Linked DNA regions of Homo sapiens: region 1 is linked to region 2. Evidence: chromatin loops called from intact Hi-C (ENCODE). Cell type or tissue: HepG2. All regions are shown on one strand.

Evidence for each region. A loop is a pair of places that touch in the nucleus more often than their neighbours do. Peaks named below come from ENCODE experiments on the same cell type or tissue, not always from the same donor. Only the 100,000 strongest peaks of a DNase experiment are listed, where the experiment ranks them.
Region 1: it touches region 2 in a loop (5-fold over the local background); 6 of 110 quality-filtered maps call a loop at or near these places.

Annotation. Positions count from the first base shown.
Region 1 is chr6:28,471,140-28,479,139 of GRCh38, forward strand. It overlaps TRT-TGT1-1 (tRNA-Thr (anticodon TGT) 1-1), which reads right to left and starts at 3,486; the gene lies at 3,413-3,486. It overlaps TRL-AAG4-1 (tRNA-Leu (anticodon AAG) 4-1), which reads right to left and starts at 7,565; the gene lies at 7,484-7,565. It also overlaps the pseudogene TRNAL47P. In HepG2, no CTCF peak of the experiment used is centred here; a DNase peak (open chromatin) is centred at 3,432; H3K4me3 peaks cover 1,258 bases; H3K27me3 peaks cover 1,790 bases.
Region 2 is chr6:28,538,648-28,546,647 of GRCh38, forward strand. TRR-TCG5-1 (tRNA-Arg (anticodon TCG) 5-1) reads right to left here and starts at 4,539; the gene lies at 4,467-4,539. It overlaps LOC107986586 (a long non-coding RNA gene), which reads right to left and starts at 6,350. Exons shown (of 3, transcript XR_001744073.2): 1 at 6,265-6,350; 2 at 5,696-5,785; 3 at 4,414-4,553. RefSeq lists an enhancer at 5,327-5,909. In HepG2, a CTCF peak has its summit at 4,098 (motif pointing left); DNase peaks (open chromatin) are centred at 4,104 and 4,484; H3K4me3 peaks cover 2,129 bases.

The sequences.
Region 1 (8,000 bases), 68 kb before region 2:
GTCACAGGAACCTAAACAGAGCCCAACTATCTTCTAGAGTTGGGGAGTTAGCATTCAAGGAAGCCAAAGTAACTAAAATTCACGGGCAAAGTACCAAGGAGAAGAGGGCTACAGAGAGGGAGAGTTCTGAAGATCTGCAGAGGTTCTTTGGCAATTAGAAAGACTTTTAGTTGAGTTCTATGTCCCTTGACATACCCTCATCATCGTGTTGTTTCTGAGCACTTTCATACTTTCTGGCACTACAAGATTCTCCAGGCTCATCTTGTATATTTCCTACCCAGTCCTACAATTCACCACTTCTCCAAGGAGCCCTGGTTCCTTTTATTGGAAAACAGTTTTAGAAACCAAGATCTGGGCAATAGATGTCCTTATTGGTAATGGGATATTGTTGCCTTTAGGCCCTCTCAGCTGACAGACCAACAAAATACATGCATGTGTGTTTCATGTGTACATACATAATATGTATACATATTATATACACACAAATATCTATAAATATATATCCATTTGTATCTATATTAAGCTAAATTTGAGTTCATACTGATATCTCCAATTTTAATCCATTACCACCTGTATCATTCTAGCCTTCTTCCCTTGCTTGTCTATAAAATTTCCCTCCCAAAGTGAGAAGCCTGGCTCTCACCATCTAGCATTCATTTATTTAGTTGTTCAATTCCAGTACCCATGTAGAGGGGTTTCAGAATTTTTAATCCATACTCCCCTGGTAAACGACTTAATCAACTAGAGTACAATGTTATATACAGTTCTTTTTGACTTTAGTCTTGCAGACTCTACTATATTTCCAAATTTACTTAGTTCAGCAGCTTTCTACTCTACTTCCTTCAATGAAGTTGTTTTATAGATTTGTAACACAGGTATATTCTTTTGTCACAGTATGAGTTCCATCCTGGGATGCTGATAGGAGAATCTTTTTAATAGGTGATGTATAAGAAAACCGTTTGCTCCCAAGGCCTATTATTTTGGTTACTTTTTCAGCAAGTTCCAGCATATGTCTAGTTTTGGGGCAAATAATTTGTGATTATCAGTAAGTTTTGAAGTATTGAGACTATCGGATGCAACTTTTAAAATATGTTAGGTCAACTATTCCATAGTATGTAAAATCATTACAACTGTATAAGAAAACAGCTGTGGCCGGGCGCAGTGTCTCATGCCTGTAATCCCAGCACTTTGGGAGGCCGAGGCGGGTGGATCACGAGGTCAGGAGATTGAGACCATCCTGGCTAACACGGTGAGACCCCATCTCTACTAAAAAAACAAAAAAAAGTACAAAAAAAAGAAAACAGTTGCAAAATCGTGTGGATTGTCTACTGCGTTTTTGAATAAATAAAAATAATGAAATTGGCCACTATGATCATATGCAGCCAGAATCTATTACATTATGATGTGCTACAATTATTTTCTGAATACACAGTGTTCCACTGTCAATGACAGTTGTTTGATGTTTTCTTCATTGTTTTTCTATTCTACAAATAATTTATTATCCAGATGTAGTCTTTTGATAGCAGTTTGAGATTCAGAAATTTCACAAAAAGCAAATAAAACAGAAGCATAATTCTATCTGTTAAACAGATATGTTGCTAAACTTAGAAATGCTTTGAGGTGTTTCTACATATCCAAATACTTGGTGGCCATAATCAAAAGCACACTGAATGCACCAAAATGCATATTTATGAACCAAATTTTTTGTGCATAGCATAATTTAATTCAGAGAAGAGCTTTTAGGCATGTAATTTAATCATGATGATCCTGATTTTTATTATTGTGTAAATTTCTATATATGTTTGCTACCTCAATTAGAATATATGAGGCTAACATTTTTATGCACTCTCTTAAATATTTTATTTAACTGTTGATCTATTTCCCTAATTATTTTAAAATTCTGTATTGTTTCTGTACATATATGAATAGAAAAAAAGATAGTTTTTTTTTACTTGCTAGTAGAAGTTAGTAAATTGTTAAGCTTTGGGATTTTTATCATAAAATGAAATAAGAGCTTAAAGTGTGGTTTAAAGAACGAAACACTTGGCCCCAAAAAAGTTTGTTCAAATAATAATAATAATGCTGACCCTTATTGAAAGCATTTTTGTTAAAAAGTAATTTATTTGTATTTATTCTTGAAAACATTCTTATAACAATTCCATTATCATTAAACAAACAAGGGAAGTGAAGCCCAGTGAAGTTATGTAGTTTGCCAAAACTACATAGTTATTAAAGAGGACAGCTGAGGGATGTACGCAGGCATTCTGATATGACTTCGAATGGATCCCTGTCCAGGGTCGGGATCTAATGAGGGGCAGCATGTAATAGGGTGCAGCAAAGGTAAAGTTGAAAGTCAATTCACTGTTTAAGGATGTTACCTAGGGTTGTTAGAATAACATGGCGATCAGAGTCATCCTAAGATCACTTCTCATAAAAGATAAAGGAAAACAAAAAATAGATCTGCTAGTGCCTTATAAGAAGGGCATAGAAATCTTGGTTTCTACTCATACACTCCTCGTCTTCTTTGTTTGCTTAATTTTTCTCCATAGAATTCACCACAATCTGACATAATATTTATTTTATGTTTTTATCTATTCATTATCTTCCATACTCTTCTAGATAATAAGGTCCATGAGGGTAAGATTTTTTTGGGGTGGAGGGATGGTGAGGGGTTGGCATTTATTAAACTGCCTTACCCCTGGCACTTGGAGCAGTACCTTGCACATAGAAGGCAGTCAATACGTCTGTGTTGAATTAACGGTCAAAATAATGAGATATGCAAACACATGCAAATGAAACTAATCAAGTAAGGTTGGCCCTTATTAGCTTTGGATGTTTGAAAATTTTCTTTGATTTGCTCTATTCCTTCAGCACTTTTGTTCCAGCCCCAGAGATGCACCAGCCTCTGGCAAATATAGCTTCTAACTGGCTGTCACTATAAAGTGTTCCTAGTTCATTTTATAAGAGGGTTAACAGGGTTTTAAAAATTATTTTCCTCCTGTTCTCTTCAAAAGGCAAGTAGGACCCTGCAAATATGCTAATTTCCCATCTGTTTTATGGTAGACTTATTAATTTATGGTAGTATATTAATTTATATGAACTCTTCTGAAATCAGCCAAAGAGCTGGACATTATTGGATTCTAGGGATGACATAATCTACATCTACATAGGTTTTGAATCTGTGCATACACAGAGAAGCTCAATAAATATTTGTTGGAAAAAAAGATCTGCTGCCAGAATTTAATTCAAAACTTCACAAAGTTCTCATTTTCTTCTTTGAGCCTGGGAATTTTGCCTTCACATAACCTATAATTGATTGCATTAGAACTTGCAGTATAGTGAATACAGTGGAAGATTTAGGTACAGTCGAGGTTAATGAAGAACTGGCTTTCTAGTGAAAATGAAAACCTTAAGGCTCTACTGGGATTCGAACCCAGGATCTCCTGTTTACAAGACAGGCGCTTTAACCAACTAAGCCATAGAGCCTACATGTGCAGTGAAGTTGCCTATTGAATCTATTCCTGCTTTTAAGTAAAAGATTCTTGGCATAGCGTCTCTACAGTCTGCAACAGTTTGCCGTGAGAGAAGGGGCAAACTCCAAAAATACGTTTTGCTTACTTAGATGCACTGCGGAACTAATACAAACGAAAAAATTTTCGGGCAGCTTAAATGTTAGGACCATTAATGCTTCAGCTAGTCCAAGGATAACCACAAGTAAAAGTCAAGGCTACTTAGTTTGTCCAAATGTGATAAAGTTTCCTAAAATTAAATTTTGCAGGTGCTACTCTTTATCATTTTAATGATTCGTCGTTCCAATGTCCTAAGGGAAAACCTCTAACAAAAGAAGTCCACAAGAGACTCGTAGGCTACCGAGTTGGGCGTATGGTGTTCTGACAGTCATTTGCACTCAGGAGGCAGCTATTTGGAGGACCGGAGCGTCAACCCCTTCCCAATGTGAGCATCGCTCTAGAGATTGTCTTCTGGGCTTATTTTTCTTTAGACTTGATCTCAGCTCGCTCTCAGGACCAGTCAGGTTCTATTTTATAATATCTTACTTCTCTGGGCTGCACTTGGCAAGACAGGGGAATCGGTTTGAATGTGTCTCTGGGTTAGGAAAGGTTAATACATTTAGAGCTGATTAAAGGAAACTTCCGAACGTTCTCTGGAATCTCAGTCTTGTTTCCAAAATGAATTATTTGAGCAATTAATTCTGAAGTTTCTACCAAGATTTATAATTACAGAGCTCAGGGCGAAAATCAGAAATCACCTTCATTTCTTTGCCACAAAAGCAATAAGGAAAATTATCCTGGGATTTAGATGGGAATTCCTTTGGATTGCTAGATAAATTTTAGGGAGAACTGATAAACTTTTAATCCATACATATGGCATAACATTCAATTTATTCTTTTATTAAATTTATTCCTATAAATTTGATGTTTATGTTATTATAAATTATACTTTAAAATTTTTTATTTCTACTTTTTTTTTTTTTTTTGGAGACAAGATCTTACTCTGTCACCCAGGCTGGAGTGCAATAGCGCGATCTCGGCTCACTGCAACCTCTGCCTCCCAGGTTCAAGAGATTCTTGTGCCTCAGCCTCCCGAGTAGCTGGGATTACAGGCACATGCCACCACGCCCAGCTAATTTTTTTGTATTTTTTGGTAGAGACGGAGTTTCACCATGCTGCTCAGGCCGGTCTCGAACTCCTGACCTCAAGTGATCCGCCCGCCTTGGCCTCCCATAGTGCTAGGATTACAGGCGTGAGCCACCGCGCCCAGCCCTTGTTTACAGCTGGTGTTTAAAAGTACAATTCATTTTTATATTTACCCTGCATAAAGACACCTTATTAAATTTAGTTATTAATTCTAATAGTTTGTAGATTTTGAATCTTCCACAGACACAATTTTAATAAAGGATTACATTTATTAGATTTTAAAAATAAAGGAAATCACCTTCATTTCTATCTATGCCTGAAATGAGGTTGACAGCAGACACAATAAAATCTGTTGTCACCAGTCAGTGCAACTAATTTAATAATAAAAGCTTAAATTAGTTACAACTTTGTATTACTTTTAGAAAATTAAAAATAACAAATATTTGTATTTATAAAAACATTAACAGGGATTGCTAATATGTTTGAGGCTGACTCTGCTGCTTCATAAATAGAATAGTAAACAACAGACATACTGAATTCCCACACTTGAATCTTCTGTCAATGTATGCCTTGAGTAAATGACATGCTCAGGTATTATGAGAGAGTGAACAAACCATTGTTAGGCCACCAAAATAGTTTTTTTTCTCCAATGGAAACACTCAAAAGTTGAGAGAAAAAAATGGTTAAGACTGTAATCATTGGCAACTTAAATCAATAGAAATAGGCAGATTATTCAAAACATGTGTTGGGCTAATTGGACAGCCACTTAGGAAAAGAAAAGCTTAAAGCTATGAGACTAAAATAAATTCCAAATACAAGCAAATTGTAAAAGTAAAGAATGAAACAAACCCACAGTTATAATTACTAGAAATTCCAAGACAGAAATTTTATATAACTTTGGTACAGAAAACTAATTTTTTACACAAAATTCAGAGACAATGAGAGTTTAACATAATTCACTGCATTAAACAACATTTAAAAAATTCCACTGGGATGTACCCTCATCCCCTCAAAAAAGGCATAAACACAGTGACAAAACATCAAGTAAAACTGGGGGGGAAAATATTTGTAACTTATGTTTTAAAGAGTTAATTTTATTCATTTCTATCTGTTGCCTGAGATAAGGTTGATAGCAGACACAATAAAATCTGTTGTTCCCAGTTGGTGCAACCAATTTAATAATAAAAGCAATATAGAAGTAAGAAGTAAAAGAAGTTTAAAAAATGAAACTATAGAAATACAGTGAGATAATGTCTTTAACATATCAGATTGGCAAACAACAGCAAAACAAAAACAGTTGTTTGTGGTAGTGTGCCGAATAGCACTTAAAGATGTTGAATTAGTTTTCTGTAGCTTCTGTAACAAATTACAGTACCACAAACTTGATGGCCTAAAATAAGTGACTTCTTTTCTCACAGTTCTGGAGGCCAAAAGTCCAAACTCAGTATCACTGGTTTGAAATCAAGGTGTTGGCAGGGCTATGCTCCCTCCGGAGGCTCTAGGGAAGAATATGTCCTTACCTTTTCCCAGCCTCTGGTGGCTGCTCGCATTCCTTGGCTGGTGGTGGCATTGCTTCTATCTGTGTCCGTGTGGTCACATTGTCTTCTTCTCTTCTGTAACTGTATAATCTCCCTGTGCCTCTCCCTATTAAAGGCACTTGTGATGGTATTTGAGCTCCACTTGGATAATCCAGGATAATTTCTTCATCTTTAACTTTTTCTCCGAAGACCCCCCTTTTGGGGGTCTGTGCAAAGTAAGGTAATATTCAGAGATTCCAAGAATTAGAGCATGGATATCTTTTGGGGCATTTTTCATTCAATCACAGGCACTGACATTCTTATTCCTCCATCTACAATCTATGTGATTTAGACGACTGTGATTATGTGATTAATCGGTCACAACTCCAATTTTCTTTTCTGTAAAATGTGGATTATATGAACATCCTTATATATTATTGAGATTATTCTATGACTCAATATATGTAAAGAATTTATGACAATATCTGGGGCTTAGTTGGAGCTAAATGACTGATAATTGTCATTATTACAATGTTCTGTGCTGGTCAGGGTGTTGAGGAAACAGGTCCTTTCTGGGCCCTATAGGAGAATAAATTAGTAATATTTAGGGAAGGAGAATAAGGCAAGAGCCACCAAAATCATCATCACATACATATGATTTGATTTAGCGATTGCATTCTTAGAACGTTTTCTAATCCCAGGCACTTATTAAATGCGGATATACAAGTTAATTTATTGCAACATTATTTATATTGTTAAAAATGGCTGCTGAAATAAATTCAGATACATTTATAAAACTAAATGCTATACAGACAAAACAAAGAGGGAAGAGGCTCTTTCTTTGTTGACATGGAAATTGCTGCAACATACATAAAGTGAAAAAGGCAAGGTGTAATAGAATGGGTTTGGAAAGCGTATTTATAGTGAAAAAACTATATGCAAAGAATATGCCTTTAATAGAACTCCAGATTTTAATATGGTTGGTTGCCTGAGGGTCCAGAATTGGGTGTCCGGCAGGATGGGGTGGGGGCACAAATAGACTGTCATTATGTATGTATTCTTGAATTTTTGTAATTTTGAATCATGTGAGTTGTACTTTTTGTATGAGCATTTTTAAAACATAAAAAGGAACATACTCCCTTGGAGAGGAGGTCTTAGAAATAACTGATGGCAGTCTGATTTTGCAGCTGCTATTTGGTTTTCAACCTACCATTATCAGGATTAAATACCTACCTTGTGCTCGCAGTGGAAAATGTTTTTCTTGCAAATCTCAATGAGCTTTAGATATCCCTACTAATTTTGCAATAAACCTGGCAGCGGTGGGATTCAAACCCACGCCCCCGAAGAGACTGGAGCCTTAATCCAGCGTCTTAGACCACTCGGCCACGCTACCACGCTAGTCCAGTATTAGGACTCATCTTAATGATTTAAAAGACACAAGATTATTCTGCGTCTTACTATTTTTTTTTCTCAGAGCATTTCTACACAAATGATTCCGTAGCGGTCTCAACTACCGATAAAATCTACAAATAGGTTCCTAGTCCCAGTCCTTTGTCCTGCAGCTGAGATTTGCATTTGTCTCCCATGCTGTTTCTAATACCTGAGAGTAAAGGGACAGGAAGCCAGTACCTAATATCCAACAAATCCCAAGAGAATCGGTTCTTAAGAACATGATTAGAAATCCCACGCCTAGGCCGACGCAGCACGGGGACTCTGAGGACTCTGAGATCGAGTCTCCAGTTTGTCAGCTGCGTTTGGGGGTCTGGAGCAAGATGTTATTTTTGATGTTTGCAACCAGAAAACAGAGGAGCTGTCATCCCCATCCACC
Region 2 (8,000 bases):
AAAACAAGACCTACAGACCAACTTGAATTAACACTTGTTTAAAAAAAAAAGTGATAGTGGATAATTTACTTAAACAAGATGTACAATGAACATATCAATAGGAGGGCTATTCACCGTGTTGTTTGATAATAAATTAACAATTGATTAACAGCTGCAAGTTCCTCCCATCCCTGTATGCATATCCCTCTGTAATGTGTGTGCGTATGTGTGTTTGTTTTGTTTTGTTTTTTCAAGACAGGGTTTTGCTCTGTCCCCCAGGCTGGAGTGCAGTGGTGCAATCTTGGCTCATTGCAACCTCCACCTCCTGGGTTCAAGCGATTCTTGTGCCTCAGCTGCTCAAGTAGCTGGGATTACAAGCATGCGCCACCATGCATGGCTAATGTTTGTATTTTTATAGTAGTAGAGTCAGGGTTTCGCCATATTGCCCAGGCTGTTCTTGAACTCCTGAGCTCAAGTGGTCCGCCTGCCTCAGCCTCCCAAAGTGCTGCGATTACAGGCGTGAGCCAGCACACCAGGTCTGTAATGTGATTTGGCAGCAGCTTTCATCAAGAGGCCAAGTCTGTTTCCCTCCCTGTTGTATGTGAGTTGACTTTGTGATTTGCTTTGACCAACAGAATTCTGTGAAATGATGTAGAAATGGTGGTGTAGGAGTTCTAAAATTAGGCCTCAAGAAACCTTGTCACTCACCTCTTAGAACCTTCATACCAAGTTGGTACAAGATGCTGGAAACCTCATCAAGCATCTTAGGTGGAAGACCACATGGAGAAAGAGTCTCAGCTATCTCAGCCATCCCAGGCAGTCCAGCTGACACCCCACACATGTTAGTGGGACCATCTTGGACCATCCAATCTCAGTCAAGCTGCCAGATGACTACAGTCATATGAGTGACCCAAGACAAAATCAACAAAAGAATTGCCCAGCTAAACACAGCTCCAATCATTGACCTGAAGAATTATAAACAGAAGAAACAATTGTTGTTTTAAGCCACTAAATTTGAGTAAGGTTTGTTACACAGATATAAATGATGGATATAAGCACTAAGCACAGTTCTGAGCACAAAGTAAGAGCCTAGGGTAAGTTAGGAGTTTATGACTTTTGGGGATCTTCTCATTGCCCCAAGAAGTGGGTCTTCTCTCCTCTTGCCACAACACGGAAACTCCAGAATTGTTTGGAATCCTGGGTTGTTCAAATTGATCCTTGGAGTAAGCTTCTGACTCCTTGTGTCCTTGCACCAAGCTCAGAGTTCCTGCTCTGAAAGACCTAGAGCTTCCAGATCTCTAGAGTGAGTTGAGGTATGAATGGATAGAGGTGTCCTACAGTCCTTGCCTGATTTTGTAAACTAAACTGCAGAGTCCACAGTCCTTTCTAGCTGCATTTTCCTAGTGCTGGCTGTTCTTTTGGTAGGTGTGCTGATTTGCCTTGTCACCCGTGACAAGGAGAAAAGGGTTTGATATCCATATTGAGAGACATTTGAATATTTATTTTTAAATAATTGTAGTAGTTTAGAGATGCCAGACAGTCATACTTGGTAGCTTGTTTCCAGTTTGCCTAATATTTTTTTCAAGAAAATTCCATAACGGACAATTCTTATGTGTCACATACTTGTCATCATGGTGGCTAGAAGCAGAGTATACAGTTCTGTTTTCCAGAAATTCCTGAGTAGCTTCCCACCAGGCAAGATACCAGAATCAGGCAAAAAAAATTTTCTTTTTTGCTTTGGATTTTAAACTAAATCTGAACAGAAAGCAGCATCTGTGTATTTTATTTAGAAATGTTTCCTTTGATAGAAGGAAGAGTTGAAAATGACAATTGAACAATGTCATAAATTATGACAGAAAGAATTTCCTGTCTAATTTATTAGTCAAACTATCAATCAAAACTGAGTATGTTATAAAGCCATTTGTAGACAGAGTCACCCTCTCAGAAAATTCCTAGAGGTTATTCTCCATCAAAATGATACAACACTAAAAAAAGGAAAACATAAGGGTCCAAAACAGGAAGAAGGCAAAGTATATCCCAGGTCGGTGGAAGAAAAGCCCCAAGAAGACACCTGTGTAACATGCCTAGAGAACAACCAGTCCAGATTGAAGCAGGGATACAAAGGCTCCAGAGAGGAGACCACTAAGGAAAATATTAAAATTGATAGGTTCTTTGAGGTATTTCACTATATTGAGAGTTGCTTAAATTCAAGGAAAATCAGTTGAGAATGAATTGGTTACATGATCATAAAAGATAAAGAAAAAGTAAAAGGCAGTTAATAACTTTGCAGAAAACTAAAAGGCACATAAGAAATATAATCATAGTACTATATAGCACAGCTGTGAATAATTTTTTATAACCAATAAACCCTGAATTTAGAATTATGATGAAATTAAGTAGGAAGGATGAGGGAGGGGAAATATATATGCAGGGATGAGTAATGTATGAGAGGTACCTCCAGAGATTGACTTTCAACATGAAGTGAAAAGAGCTCTGCAGACCAGCTTCCAAGTGAAACTGGTGAAAATTATTTTTTTCAAATCAACCATTTAAAAGTCTCTGGCAAAGTGCTGGCCGTAGTAGCTCACGCCTGTAATCCCAGCACTTTGGGAGGCTGAGGCGGGTGGATCACGAGGTCAGGAGTTCGAAGCGAGCCTGGCCAGCATGGTGAAACCCTGTCTCTACTAAAAATACAAACTTATCTGGGCACGGTGGTGGGTGCCTGTAGTCCCAGCTATTCAGGAGGCTGAGGCAAGAGAATTGCTTGAACCTCAAAATAATGATAATGAATGAAAGAATTTTTTTAAGAGTCCATACTGTATGATCCCACTCACATGAAATTCTGAAAACTATGAACATGTAATGATGGAAAGCATATCTGGTTGTAAGAGGGGAACAGGGCTTACAAGAGGGCAGGAGGAAGCTTTTGGGGGTGATGTCTATGTTCATTATCTTTATTGTACTGGTCGTTTCATGATTACACATGTTATACATATATGATTGCATATATGTGTAAAACTTACACATAGTTTAAACTTGTGCAGTTTATTGCATGGGAATTATGCCTCAATAAAACTGTTTAGAGTACATTGTCTGGAAAAATATCATGAAGCCATTCTGCAAGTATAGTTGTGGGTCTTTTCCCTCTTTTTTCTTTTTTCTATACTATGGAGGAGATCGTGTCTTGTTGGATTTCTTGTTTGTTTGTTTTTGTTTTGAGAAGGGGTCTCAGTCTGTCGCCAGGCTGAAGTGTAGTGGTGCGATCTCGGCTCACTGCAACCTCCGCCTCCCGGGTTCAAGCGATTCTCCTGCCTCAGCCTCCCCAGTAGCTGAGATTACAGGCGCCCGCCACCACGTCCAGCTAGCTAATTTTTTCTATTTTTAGTAGAGAAAGGGTTTCACCATATTGGCCGGGATGGTCTCAGTTTCCTGACCTCGTAAACCCTGGGTAAGTGATGGGACATGGGGTTTTCTCAGTAGGAAGATGTTTGACAACTTTTTCAATTTATTTCGTAGTTTAACTATTCATTATTGCTATTCCTTCTTGAATCGTACTTAATAGTCATGTCGTCCTAATAATTTCTCCATTTCATAAAAGTATTCAAATGTATTTGGCCAGATTCTTTCCCCTTTTGTTTTGTTTTAACGTTTACTGGTTTAATTTTTTTTGTTGTTCTATTTTTTATATCTTCCTGACCAGACAATTGTTTTGACTTTCACTGGTTTATTATAAAGGGCATTACAAAGGCTCTCTTTCGCCTTTTGGAGAAACTGCTTCCTCTTCTTCAAGATCTTTTCCTGGCTCGCCTCTTCTCCTGTTTTCAGGTCTCTGTTAACACCTTGGTTCCTCAGATATTGCGGACAGTCTAATTCGCCCCGCGACGTGAGGGAGAACCCAGGAGCGGGCTCCGGTAGAGAAAGAAGCTTCCGGTCAACGACCACATCCACCTGAATCATGAGCAGGTTTTAAGGCGTGTGTTTCTTCAGCTCCTCTAAATTTTAGAAAGGGGGCGATATTTAAACTGACCTCAAAAAGACAAGGCTCTCAAGTTACACTCTTTTGTGTGTCTGCGAGTCAAACTTGTAGCGCCTACTGGGGACCAGTGGAAACGTGATGGTCGCCCCCTGCGGGACCAGGTGAATAAAGCTCCTTAAGATGCATTCAACTGAGTTCCCTGAGCCCATTCAACAGGCGGGAAGAGGATACTCCCGGACCAGGGCTCACGCTTTCTCCATCCCACCCCGGACTCCAGGCACCTGTGTGCCAGCCTGGCCAAGCGTTTCCTCCAAAGTACAAACAGCTGAAAGGTGGTGTGCTGGCCCCACCTGAATCACTCGCAACTCCAAAGAGGTGTGTGATGCAACTTCCCATTTCCACGGGAAAGGACTGCAGAGAATTCACGTTCACTTTCGGAAATTAATTGGATGCTATAATTTTGTGGTGTGGGAGGTTGTGCAGTCTTGTTTTAGAGTGAAAAAGGGAGAATCAACCACGAAGGGATTCGAACCCTCAATCTTCTGATCCGAAGTCAGACGCCTTATCCATTAGGCCACGTGGTCCCATGGCTTAGCAACTGCAAAAAATATGAGAAATGTTGTAAGATTGGCTATTAACCTGGATTTTATATATATATTGTATGGTTCTACTTATATGACATGATTTCTGTTGTTAACCTAATTTCAAAGATAGTGTAAATTATACAAAAGCTAAATAACTTGCCAGTGTCACACAATAACAAGGTAATGCAAAGTGAGTATTTGGATTTTCTCCAAACTCCTACCCTTAACTTGACACCAAATGTTACACCAAATTTTGCACATGCACCACGTTGCTTCTCTCAGCTGGTGACAAAAAGTTGTAAAGAAAGGGAAAAAGAAAAGCATTGAATGTCTCTCTATAATCACTACTACACATGATCAGTTTGCATTCAGCATTGAGACCCTCTGGAAATAAATGAAAATCACCAGGTGAACGAGAAAGACCCCCTCAGGCGACCTTCTCAGCTTGGCGTCCAATTCAGCTGCAACAGCTGCAATTAGCATTAAATAGAGGCATCTTCCTAGGCCTGGCTCCGCTTGGTAACCAAAACTAGGCCCTGCTGAATAGTCTCTAGTGAGACGTTTGTTAAAAGCCCAAGAGTATAGCGGGCACTTAGAGAATAATGTAGAAAATGCGTATCATCTTGTGCAACCACTCGGTGGTGGCGCTGAGTGGTAGAGGGGGCAGGAGCCAGGCTTTAGGCCCGGAAAGTTGCAGTTCGAACCACTTCGTAGTGGTTGTTTTCATTTCAGTTCTTCATTTGACCCAGCCATCCTTGACTGGCAGCATTCTGACCTCCCACTAGTGATGTGCCGGTGGGAAACACACAGGAAGGAAAGGCGCGCGCGAGGCCTGCCCCCGGAACGAACGACGCCTGCGTGGACACCCTCCTGTGAGTGCCGGAGGCGTGGTGAAAGCAACGGGGTGCATTTGGTGGTCTCATTCCCCATTACTGGGAACTCTTTGAGAGCCTGATTTGAGTCTTTATGGGACCTCCCTCTTCATCCTGGCTTCCGGCTCTCTCAAAGTCTGTTACACAGATTTTTCATATTCCAGAAGGGCTGGAGAAACATATATTTACTGAAAAGCTCTTCTATTCAGCAACTGCATCCTGAGGAGGCTGCGCTCTCTTTCTCTTGCCCTCCACGAAAGCACCACCCGGATTCTCTCACCCACCTGGTCAAAGTGTCAGCTTGCAGGGATCTGTTCTTAACCCAGCCTGAAGGGGTTCAGTGAACACCTAGGAACCAAACTTACTCTTGAGACCTAAAAGATAAGAAAGAATTAGTTTCAAAAGAAAAAAAGTGCAGAAAGAGGCTGCACGTTGTGGCTCACGCCCGTAATCCCAACACTTTGGGAGGCCAAGACGCGGTAGGGGGGTGGGGGAGTGGAGGGGAGAGTTGGAGGGGGAAGTTGGAGGGGGGAGTTGGAGGGGGGAATTGGCGGGGGGCGGGGGGGGATTGCCTAAGGCCAGGAGTTTGAGACCATCCTGGGCAACATAGCGAAACTTCTCTCTCTCTTCTCTCTTAAAAAAAAAAAAGCCAAATAGATGATCCAGCAGATGGATCAGTATGTGCAATGGTATAAAAAATTTTGCCCAATTAATTTGAAAATTAAAACAGTAAATTCTGCAAAAGTTATCAGTTATGAAATTCGATTCAAGAGGAAATAGCAAGTAACTGTTACATAAATTGAATAGTCAAAAATTGTCCTACAGAGAAAGTCCTAAACCCAGATATTTTCACCTGAAAGTTCTTCAAAACAATCCAGGGAGAATAATTTCAATTGGATACAAACTTTTCCAAACGTAGTGACAGAGGGAAGACTTTTCACCTCATTTTCACCTTCATCCTAATACCAAACCAGAAAAAGACAATGAGAGAAAGAAAAATCACAGGTCAATCTCATTAACGAACATAAAATCAGAAATAATAATAATAAAAAAAAGCTGAATCCACCAATGTTTAAAAATCATAACAAATCCAGATTTATACCAAAAGCAGGATGTCAATTTAACGTGAGAAGAACAGTGTTATGATTCAGTACATTAAGAAATTAAAGGAAAAAAATAAGTTCACCTCAAAAGAGGCAGAAAAACATTGGATAAATTTCACTGTCTGCTCACAATGCAACTGTTAACAATCTAGAAATAGAAGGAAATTTCTTTTACTTAATTTTTAAAAGATAAAAATAATCTACAAAAAACAACTCTTAAAGGTAAAAAGTTTAAAACACTTTACTTGAGATTGGGACTACAAGTGGTATACCAGGAATTGCGACTTCCATTCCTTCCCAGACAAAAGGAAAGTTAAAAAGTTATAATTCTTAGAAAGGAAGAAACAGAACTATCTTTTCTTTCTGTTTTTTCTTTAACAGATTGTTTGTGTGCAAAATTAACAAATTTAAAATTAAATTATTATATTATTAAGAGTCTTAACACATTTTCCCTTGATAGCTGTAACAATTTATGAAAGCAATGACATGCAATGCAGAAAAACCTAGAAGTCACAGGAAATGAGATATTTTGATATTTCAATTAAAAAAACACAAAAATATGGCATAATTTCATTTATAGAAACTACAAACTAAGCATCCTAAAATATCTATTGTTTATGGATACAAATATAATTAGTAAAGCTAACAAATAAGAGCAAGAGAATGATTATTTCAAACATTATTATAGTGGTTATATCAGCATGAGAATGAGAGAGATATACTATAGAGTGGGGTAAATGGAGTTTCTAAAATAATGGTAATGCTGTCTTTCTTAATGTGACTTCATATTTTTTAAGAAAATTTTTAATTGCAGTATAAGAAACATACAGAAAAGTGCCCAAATACAAGTATATATAGATCATTGAATGTATATGAAGAGAATGTATCTTTGAACTCCCACCCAGATCTTCTGTTTCAATGTATTGCCACTGTTTCCATCAAATAAGATCCCAGAACTAAGTTTTGTCACTTGAGCTGTGTCAAGAGATAGAAAATTATCAGTCCCTCCAGAAGCCACCCTCATGCCCCCTCTTAATCACATTCTCCATAAGGATAACCATTTTCTTGACATCTAATATCATCTTTGAATTTTGCATATTTTCATACTCCATATAAATAGGATTATATAATAAATACTCTCTTATGCCTGGCTTCTTTTATGCAGGAATATGTGAAATTCATCCATGTTGTTGCATTTAACAATTGTTCTTTCTCACTGCTGTGTATATATTCCGCAATATGAATATACCAATTTTTTATGTTTGTTTACCCATTCTGCTGGTGATGGATGTTTGGGTTGTTTCCAGTTTGGGGATATTATAAACCGTACCTGTAGGAAAACTCTTGGACTTGCTTTTTTTTTTTGGCATATATGTGCACAAGTTTTACTGGGTATTAAAATAAAGAGAATAAATCGATTTTTAATGTTTGCTGACAGCTTTCAAAACCCATTATTCTCTTTGATCTATCTGCCTCACATTTAGGT